Regions from separate parts of the Homo sapiens genome. Here region 2 is linked to region 1. Evidence: chromatin loops called from intact Hi-C (ENCODE). Cell type or tissue: mammary epithelial cell. All regions are shown on one strand. Links, peaks and the distances in the headings refer to the core of each region. The heading gives the core; the rest is flanking DNA. Region 1 has its middle 41 kb from the start of AGL. Region 2 has its middle 41 kb from the start of LINC01349.

Region 1 (5,392 bases), core at 251-5,250:
CCACAAATTTCCAGCTTTGTTTTCTAATTGTTTCCTGCTATTCTTGGTCTCTGAACTTGACTGTAAGATCATCTAGCAGAAACCATTTTTTCTTTTGGTCATCCTCTCACTATGATGAGTGACAGGCTTGAAATAATTGTTCATTGTTATTATTCAATAGTTATTGCTCAATAGTTATTACTATTATCCACTCAGAGCCACAACAATTCTGAAGTAACTATGATGGCTGTGATTTTAATAGTTTTGTTTTTTAGCTACATAATCCAAAGGACATGGTGACTATCAATTGAAAGGCGAAAAATATCCTCTCCAATGACTATTTTTGATTTTGTTAAATAAGAAGTTATAGCTAAATATGAACCAGATGCATTTACTCAACATATTACAATTATTGTAGGAAAATATTCTGAGTTTGTCGTAGTCTGGAGATTTTCAATCCTAGTTGTATTGGTTATGTGCCTGGAAGAAACCTGAAGGTATTAGGAATGGTTCATCTAAGAGACAAACGTAGCAAGCTCAAGAGACTTCTCCTTGCTAACTCCAATCTAGCTAGTCACCAAGTTCTGCTGATTCTAGGTCTGAAATGATTCTCAACTCCCTGGGTATCTTAAGTTTGACTTGTCTGAAGCCACATCTTGATATGCTCCCTAACATGTTCCACTCCCTCCCCATCTCCCTTATCTCAGTCCATTTGGGCTGCTAGAACAAAATACCAAAAAGTGGGTGGCTTATAAAAAACAGAAATTCATTTCTCACAGTTCTGGAGGCTGGGAAGTCTAAGATCAAGGCCCCAGCAGATTCTGTATCTGATGAGGGCACATTTCCTGGTTCATAAATGGCACCTTCTTCCTGTGTCCTCACACAGTAGAAAGGGCAAGGCAGCCTGTTTTACAAGGACACTAATTCCATTTGGCAAGTGGCACAAATGGGATTAATCTCTTATCCTGAAGGACCTAATCACCCCCGAAAAGCCTCACCTAATACTATCACATTGGGAGTTGAATTAAGTTTCAATATGTGAATTGGCAGGTGGTGAGGGCACACAAATATTCAGACCATAGCAATTCTAAACCTTGAAGTAATTCTTGATTTTTCCATCTCCTATTTTCACATTCAATTCATCCAATTCTGTCAGTTCTTCCCACAAATGTATTGTAATTCAGACCTCTTCACTTGTTCAGTTCTCCAAGTAAGTATGAATCACAGATATCACATACATTTTATGTAAGACTTAGAGTATGTCAGGGGCACACTTGGTTCTCTTGCTGAGGCACACTCCTGCACCCATTTGCAGTGTTCTTCCTTTCTAATAAACTTTCCTTTTTCAAACCTAAAAAAAAAAAGAATATATGTTTTATTGTTACCTCTTAAAACCACGAATTGTGTTCAGAAAACTCCACTGGTTTTCATCACACCTGGAGTAAAATCCAGAGCCCTTGGTGTGGCTTGCAAGTCTCTACACAATCTGGTTCTACTTCTCCCTCTGACCTCATCACCCACCACTCTTTCCTTTTCTTTCTTTAAACTTTTATTTCTTATTTTTAAAATTTTCTCTGTGAGTCTAGCAAATGATCCCATTCTCACTGTACTCCAAGCAGGCTGGCCATGTTGCTATTCCTTGAATGTAACAAACATGCTCTTGCTGTTTTCTCATTCTGGAATAATCTTTTCCCCATATTTCTACATAGCTCACCTTTTCAATTGATTCAGATCTTTGCTCATATTAACTCCTCAGGTGATTACATATTATTGTGATTTGTATGGGTATATAGTTGGCAAAAGATAATGTTAAAAATTTACCAACGCTTGGGCAGAAATGGTGGCTCACACCTGTAATCCTAGCAGTTCGGGGAGCTGAGCTGGGCAGAATGCCTGAGCTCAGGAGTTGGAGACCAGCCTGGGCAACATGGTGGAACTTGGTCTCTACAAAAATACAAAAATTAGCTGGGCTTGGTGGCGCATGCCTGTAGTCCCAGCTACTTGGGGGACTGAGGTGGGAGGATTGCACCTGTGGTCCCAGCTACTTGTGGGGCTGAGGTGGGAGAATCACTTGAGCTTGGGAGATAGAGGCTACAGGGAGCTGTGTTTATGCCACTGCACTCCATCCTGTGTGACAGAGTGAGACCCTATCTCAGAAAAAAAAAAAAAAAAAAGAAAGAAAGAAATTTACCAACCCTCCAAGACTAGCCAACTATTGGACCATTGTCATTTATATAAAACAAACACAACCATTTTAGATTTGATGAGGCACTTTCAAACTCTTTGGCCCATCTATTAGCAAAAGGGAATGTTATATTACCTAGAAAAAGAACGTAGCTGGGCACAGAGGGTCGTGCCTGTAATCCCAGCACTTTGGGAGGTTGAGGTGGGAGGATAGCTTGAGTCCAGGAGTTTGAGACCAACCTGGGCAATATAGTGAGACCTTGTCTATGAAAAAAAGAAAACCTAAACATATAAGGAACTTTCACTTTTGTAACACCAAACTGCCTTTGTAGAATATCTCAGGATTAAACAAATTCGAACAGTGCCAGTTATTAACCCCTTTGGATATGGACTAATTAAGAAGATATGAGACAATCAGAAAAGGTCTTATTAAGATTTCTCGGTTTATACATAAACTCAGATAATAAAACCTCTCTCGTAATACAACTTTGGAGCACTCAATTCTGTTGAGTTATCTCCTCTTTTATTAATGCCAGATCTAGTCACTCTGACTGGGTAATGCTAACTATGGAATTCTGTACAGTGTACGTGTGAATATATGCACTGTATATATATGTGAGGCATGCCTATATGGTGTTAAGCCTTTATCCTTAATGTCTCTCATTTGTGGAAATAATATTCCTTCTTTTATTTGACACTTATTTTCCCCTGGGATTTCCCCAGTGGTATCAACTCTGAACTAGGCAGGCTTCACAGCAGACCAAGTATGACATTGTTTTAATTAACGCCACTCTGAAATATTTGGCTGTGAGTACTTGATAAGGGAAGGCTTCATAAGTATTTCAGGAGGTCTCATTCTCCCGCCTTAAGACCCTTACTACTCTTCTAGGAATTGGGGGAGGAATACAGTGAACTGTCTATGTCCTCACTCTTCAGTGGTAATACTTTATGGGTAGTGCTTCAGGGATGAGTGTGTGGAAAGATTCTAGTTACCTCCCCCTTTCCTTCCAGCAGTCAGACAGAAAGGAAAACGTGGGTGGCCATATAGGGAGATAAACTTGCTCTTCCATGCCCTCAGTTACACGTAACACTTAAAATTTCTTGGCATCTACTGCCACCGTGTGGTTATTTACATTTACTGACTTTAATGTGTTTCCCTTTTAAGGCTGGTCCGAAACAAAAATACAAGGAATTCTAGTTTGTTTTAGTATCCTTCAGCCTCAGATTGTTCCCAAGTCCCTCTAGGTTCTCTGTGCTCTTACACTGACGAGAAGATTCCACTACTAAATACTTTCTTCTTCTCTTATGTTACGCTCTACTAAAGCATGCTGCTGATACTCCAGTGACTTTCAGAGTTTTTGATGAACCAGTTTGAGGCAGAAAGATTCTAAAATGGGCTCCATATGTCCCTGTCCCTGATATTATGGCTTATGTAATCCCTTCACAGGAGTGTGGATGAGACCTGTGACTAGCTTTTAACCAACAGAATATGGCTGAGGTGATGGGATGTCACACTGCAATTACACTGGACAGTATTGTAACTTCTGTATTGCTAACAGACTCTCTTTTTTAGTTTTATTTTTTAATTTTTGTGGGTATAGTAGGTGTATATATTTATGGGGTACATGAGATGTTTTGATTACAGGCATGAAATGTGATATAACCACATCATGGAGAATAGGGTATCCATCCCCTCAAGCATTTATTCTTTGAGTAACAAACAATCCATTTACACTCTTTGAGTTATTTTAAGATGTGCAATTAAGTTATTATTAACTATAGTCACTCTGTTGTGCGATAGCACAACAGATAAATGATAAAATAGGTAAATGATAAAATAGGTCTTATTCATTCTTTCTATTTTCTTGTACCCATTAACCATTCCCACCTTCTCCCTGCCCCACACACTATCCTTCCCAACCTCTGGTAACTGTCCTTTTACTTTCTATGTCCATGAGTTCAACTGTTTTAATTTTTATATCACACAAATAAGTGAGAACATGCAGTGTTTGTCTTTGTGTGCCTGGCTTATTTCACTTAGTAAAATGATCTCCGGTTCCATCTGTGTTGTAGTAAGTGATGGGATCTTATTCTTTTTATGGCTGAATAGTATTCCATTGTGTATATGTATAACATATTCTTTATCCATTCATCTGTTGGTGGACACTTAGTTTGTCCAAATCTTAGCTATTGTAAACAGTGCTGCAGCAAACATAGGGGTGCAGATATCTCTTCAATATACTGACTTCATTTCTTTTGGGTATACCCAGCAATGGGATTGCTGGATCATATAGTAACTCAATTTTTAGTTTTTTGAGGAACCACCAAACTGTTCTCCATAGTGGTTGCGCTAATTTACATGCTAGCAGACTCTCTTGATCGCCTTCTGGGTTTGCATGCATGAAGCAAGCAGCCATGCTAGGGAGACTCAGTGAAAAGAAACTGAGGGTGGCTGCTGGCTGTCAGCTGCAAGAAATTGAGGCTCTCAGTCCAACAAAACACAGGGAATTGTAACAACCACATGAACTTGGAAGCAGATCATCCTCTTCGGTTGAGCTTTCAGATGAGATCACAGCCTTGGCCAACACCTTGATTGCAGCCTGATGAGAGACCTTGAAGGAGAGGACCCAGTTAAGCTATGCCCAGATTCTGTGAGCTTATACAGACAGTCCTTGACTTACTATGGTTCAACTTATGATTTTTGTGACTTCATGATGGGACAAAGGACGTTAAGTATTCAGGAGAAACTGTATTTTGAATTTTGATATTTTCACAGGCTAGTGATATACAGTACAATATTCTCTCTCCATGCTGGGCAGTGGCAGCAAGCCACAGCTCCCAGTCAGCCACACAATCAGAAGGGTAAACAACTGGGTACTCTACAGTGTACTGTGTTTCCAGATGATTTGGCCTGATAGTGGGCTAATGTAAGTGTTCCAAGCATGTTTAAGGTAGGCTAGGCTAAACTATGATGTTCGGTAAGTTAGATATATTTAATGCATTTTTGACTTACAATATTTTCAACTTATGGTGGGCTTATTGAGATGTAACCCCATTGTAAGTTGAGGAGCATCTGTAAATGTGAACTGTTTTCAGCCATTAAATGTGTGGTAATTTGTTACACAGCAATAATTAATACACAGTTCTTTGGTTTTACTTACATCATTCCCCTCTTCCTAGGACTGCAATATAAGTCCTTGGAGACTGTTTTTGGCAATAAATATAATTG
Region 2 (5,392 bases), core at 279-5,278, 800 kb before region 1:
AGAGAACAGAACAAACCATCTTTTTCTAGCCAGTGGAATGTGATGTGTTTTTCAGTAAAGTTGCTGAGAAGCATAATAAATTCTAGTTTTGCAGAAATAATATGTCTAAGTTAGAAATCAAGAAATTAGATGCTCTTCTCAAGTCCCCAGTCAGCTTTCTGCTTTGGAAAATTGGGATGTTAGGGAGGAACAAGGATCCTTAGAACATTTTCTTCAAGGCAAATCTGAAAGGAATACTTTAGGTTAAGAAAAACTTCACAACATTCAGAAGATTCCAGGAATCATTACATGATATCAGAAAACTCCTTTTAATTTTACTAAATCAACAACTTACTTTATAGAATTATTATTATAATTAAATTGATTAATAGATATAAACAGCATAATATAGACTGTAGCATATAATAACTGCTTCATAAATGTTTGCTATTATTAGTATGAATAATTATAATGATTTGGTCCTGAGTTAAAGCCACAGGGCTTACAAGCTGGTTCAGATATCTGTAACTTTCATGACTTTCTGAAGTAAAGAAATATGTTTCCCAAATTGTATAAAATACAGAAAGATTGTGATTGAGGGGAAAAGAAAGATTTTGACAATAAAATTTTACTCAACAGAAAATCAGACTTTTTACCAAGAACTGAGTTTGTTTTTTGTTTGCTTGGATTATTGTTTTTCAAATTGGTCTACATGTTCTATGGAGAAATATTCAGGACTTTTTAAAACCACAATTGATTGATTCCAAACTAAGATAATCAGAACATGCAAACAAAGTCACAATAGGAAACATTCTACGTCTTTTTTTTCCCCTGACTTTTCAGTTAATCAAAATCAGGTTCTTAAAAACCTGGTTATTTTGCAGAATATTTGTCTACAATGCTTATTTCACTAACTAATTTTTCAGTGTGTCCTGACATCTTATTGAGTTTTGAATGGCCCCTTTTACTGTTACTTTTGGACAAGACAGTTCCACCTTATTTATAGTACTAGGACCCAAGGGTATGTGTTTCAACACAATGCTGGAAATATAAAACTGTGCAACTATGCATGAGGGTAGTAAAAATGTGATTCAGGGCAAGTCCAAAAACATGTTGATTCCAATCATTCTTTCACCTTCACAGAGAAGAGAATTAAAGCTCATTAAACATGAGTGATCATTTCAGCTGTGTAAAAAATAGGTCAGCATGCAACTAGGAAGGACCCTAGAAAACAAAATGGTTTCCTGTAGTCAATCTGGTACCATTAAGCCAGTCCCCTGCAGGCTCTCCTTTCTGGTCCCGCCCCTGCTTCTACTTCCATTTATTACAATTGGGTTCTTGACTCTGTTGATCTATTACAGCCTTATCCTGCTTTATGGACTGGGGTTGCAGCTGATCTCTCAAGCTTCTCTACTCTCTGCTGCACTTCAAAGATTAGCATAGAGTCACATTCCCACTCTCTGTACATTGTACAATCCTGCAGAGTTTACATCTCTCCTCAGCTGACTCTTACTGACCCCAAATAAGCTCTCATCCATGGTCAGTGGCCCATCTAGCCCCTTATTATTATTATTATTATTATTTGAAATTGATGTTTTAAGTAAAATTGTGGTTAGATGCTTTGTACAACTTTATTAATTTAGGTAATATAATTTCACACCATAATAACTAGAAGTCAGGAGAAAAATGAGGAGGGGAAGATTTTAGTCTACCAAATGCCTCTCTAAAATAGGTTTACTGTTAGATAAGTCTGCTTTATCTTCTCCATTGTATTTGACTTCTTAAGAGGCAAATTTATGTCTAGACCAACATGTTCTATCAGTACAGAGTGTCTAGACACTTTCCCCCGGGCTCACTCTCCTCTGGAGGCAAGCACCTTATTTTTACAACAGGTATAGGGTACTATTAAATTACCTGAGTTCCTCATGCTACTTTCCTCAGGAAAAAAAAAAAAAACTTCAAGAAAATCAAAACAGCAGCAGCTTATCCAGGCAAACGCCTATTTAGCTATCATTAGCCCTCGGTGGGATTACTAATTCTATCACTAAGTGGCCTGGGGGAAAAGGCAGCTTTATTTCTGTCTTTTGAATTCTAGCTGAAAAACAAAAAGGACAGTTTTCCCTTTATGGAAGGTTAGAAAGAGATAGTGACATATCTTTAATAACTTCAACACTTTCCTTACAGAATATAATAAAGAATTTCCCAAATAGCAAAATACAATGTGATCTTCATCTGCTGATAGAGTTATGCCCTTGATAGCAGAATTCAGGCAGATCAGCTAGCTAATTTTGGGCCAAATAACAATAGTTCATTACATTAAAATTTACAAAAGAAACAAAATTCCTTTCTCTAGACGGTTTCCAGGCCATTTTTCTCACTGCATGGTTTTATATTCATCAACACTGATTTAAAACCAAAGGTTCCTGAAGGAGCAGTTGCTGGGCAGTAATGCAGTGCCACCTAGCTTCCCTCCTGCGGGATGGTAGTGCATCACCAGATGTTCTCCATAATTGAAGGAACCAGAGTAGAGACAATAATGTGCTAGGGCTATCTGAGGCAGAAATAGACAAAGGGGAAAATATCTTCTTTCATATTCATCCGAAGACAATTAAACATCAGATATATACCCTGGAGTGAGGCACAATCCTCTACAATCTAGTCTGATCACTCCATCTAGCCTCTCTCTACCCCATCACACCTACAACGCCGCAGAAGAAGGCAACTTGTACATGTACAGTGCTTAAGATTAAGACTGCTCATATCACGTATTTCCCCTAATCATCCCCAGCATATGCCATGAATATTCCTGCCTCTGTTATATACACTTTTCCCAGCCTAAAATCTACACCATTTGTTCTCTTTCAAGTCTTTTCAAGTCCCAATTCCTTTATGCAGCCTTCCCTGACTACATCAAACCCCAGTGATAATCTCATCTTTGAATTACATTGTATTTTCAATTCTCTAACTGAGTCTTTTACTACTCTGCCTATTCCACCCATGTATCTAGACTTTCCTATTTATCCTTCAAGACTCAGCTCACCTATCTACAGCTGTTCTTGATCACCCATATTCCCTCCATCAAACAAACTGGATAGTTGCCTGTTTGGTGCTCTCATAGTGTTGTGTACACACCTCTCTTAGAGAACTCATTTTTATCTTTAATTTTTAAATAAAATTTTATTTTAACTTTTGTAGGTACATAGTAGGTACACATTAATATATTAATGGGGTATATTAGATGTTTTGATGCAGGCATGCAATGTCTAATAATCACATCATGTAAAATGGGCCATCTATCCCCTCAAGCATTTATCCTTTGTGTTGCAATCCAGTTATATATTATTTTAGTTATTTTAAAATGTAGAATTAAATTATTATTGACTATTCTCACCCTGTTGTGCTATCAAATACTAGGTCTTATTCATTCATCCAATTTTTTGCACCCATTAACCATCTCCACCTCCCCAGCCCCTCCCTCACTACCCTTCCCAGACTCTGATACCGATTCCTCTATTCTCTATGTTCATAGGTTAAATTGTTTTAATTTTTAGATCTCATAAATAAGTAAGAATATGCAAACTTTGTCTTTCTGTTCCTGGCTTATATCACTCAACATAATGACCTCCAGTTCCATCCATGTTGTTGCAAATGACTGGGTCTCATCCTTTTTTATGGCTGAATAGTACTCCATTGTGCATATGTACCACATTTTCTTTATCAATTCATTTGTTGATGGACGCTTAGGTTGCTTCCAAATCTTTGCTGTTGTGAACAGAACTGAACAAACATGGGAATGCAGATATCTCTTCAATACACTGATTTCCTTTCTTTTAGGTATATACATAGCCATGGACTTGCTAGATCATATGGTAGCTCTATTTTTCATGTTTTGAGGAACGTCCAAACCGTTCTCCATAGTGGTTGCATAAATTTACATTCCCACCAACAGTGTATGAGGGTTTCCTTTTCACCATATCCTCACCAGCATTTGTAATTGCTTGTCTTTCAGATATATGCCATTTTAACTGGGGTGAAATGATATGTCATTGTAGTTTTGATTTGCATTTTAAAGAACTTGTTTTTATTTTTTTCTCTGTTAAACTTAGAGTAGGACCTGTGTTTTAGTCTTCTGCTTTGGAATAAGCATTAATAAACTATTGTTGAATTAATAGTGGTTGAATGAATGAAATATAGCCATGTAATTATTTCATGTGGTACTCATTGTTTCTCCAATTAGTTGACATTTCTTGGGAAAAGACTATATATTTTAATATTTCTCTTGCTCATCTTGGACACAATGCTGATCCCTGCCTGATCCCTTTTTACTTCATAAAAAAGCAAAAATTTTAAAACCTACATTTCCCTAGTGAATTTACTCTCCCACTCTCAAAGCCAACCAGTCTCCTCTTTCTTCCCATCAACACTCCCATTCTTATCTAACTAAAGGCTTACTTCTTACTTCACTGAAAAACAGAAGCAACCAGAGTTTCTGGCAACACATTTGAGAGATGAAAATTAGGGAAATCACCTGAGGTCAGACATGAGACCAACAGAAAAATGTGCTGAAGCACATAGCTTTGACTTCCTAGATCAGGAGGAACTGGAGATAAAGTCTTTGGTGGGCCAAAGGCATTGCAGACAGATGAGAGTATGCCTACATAAATCCACGACCCAGACTATTCTCTACTCATTAGCCAGAGCAATTATTTCAAAATGTCAAAGATGGCCAAACAGGAACAGCTGCAGTCTACAGCTCCTAGCATGAGTGACGCAGAAGACAGGTGATTTCTGCATTTCCAACTGAGGTACCAGGTTCATCTCACTGGGGCTTGTTGGACAGTGGCTGCAGCCCATGGAGCAGGGTGGGGCATCACCTCACCTGGGAAGCACAAGGGGTTGGGGAATTCCCTTTCCTAGCCAAGGGAAGCCATCACAGACAGTACCTGGAAAATTGGGACACTCTCACCCTAATACTGCACTTTTCCAATGGTCTTAGCAAATGGCACACCAGGAGATTATATCCTGCGCATGGCTCAGTAGGTTCTAGGCCCACGGAGCCTCACTCACTGCTAGCACAGCAGTCTGAGATCGAACTGCAAGGAGGCAGCAAGGCTGGGGGAGGGGGGGTCCACCATTGCTGAGGCTTGAGTAGGTAAACAAAGCAGCTGGGAAGCTCGAACTGGGTGGAGCCCACCACAGCTCAAGGAAGCCTGCCTGCCTCTGTAGACTCCACCTCTGGGGGCAGGGCATAGCTGAATAAAAGGCAGCAGAAACTTCTGCAGACTTAAATGTCCCTGTCTGACAGCTTTGAAGAGAGTAGTGGTCCTCCCAGCATGAAGTTCGAGATCTGAGAACAGACAGACTGCCTACTCAAGTGGGTCCCTGACACCAGAGTAGCCTAACTGGGAGACAC

Evidence for each region. A loop is a pair of places that touch in the nucleus more often than their neighbours do. Peaks named below come from ENCODE experiments on the same cell type or tissue, not always from the same donor. Only the 100,000 strongest peaks of a DNase experiment are listed, where the experiment ranks them.
Region 2: it touches region 1 in a loop (5-fold over the local background); 3 of 110 quality-filtered maps call a loop at or near these places.

Annotation. Positions count from the first base shown.
Region 1 is chr1:99,806,724-99,812,115 of GRCh38, reverse strand. No RefSeq gene overlaps it. Among named protein-coding and RNA genes, the nearest start is that of AGL, 41 kb to the left of the region's middle. RefSeq lists an enhancer at 2,342-2,842. In mammary epithelial cell, for the core only: a CTCF peak has its summit at 3,281 (motif pointing left); a DNase peak (open chromatin) is centred at 3,255; H3K27ac peaks cover 385 bases.
Region 2 is chr1:100,603,688-100,609,079 of GRCh38, reverse strand. No RefSeq gene overlaps it. Among named protein-coding and RNA genes, the nearest start is that of LINC01349, 41 kb to the left of the region's middle. In mammary epithelial cell, for the core only: a CTCF peak has its summit at 2,438; no DNase peak of the experiment used is centred there.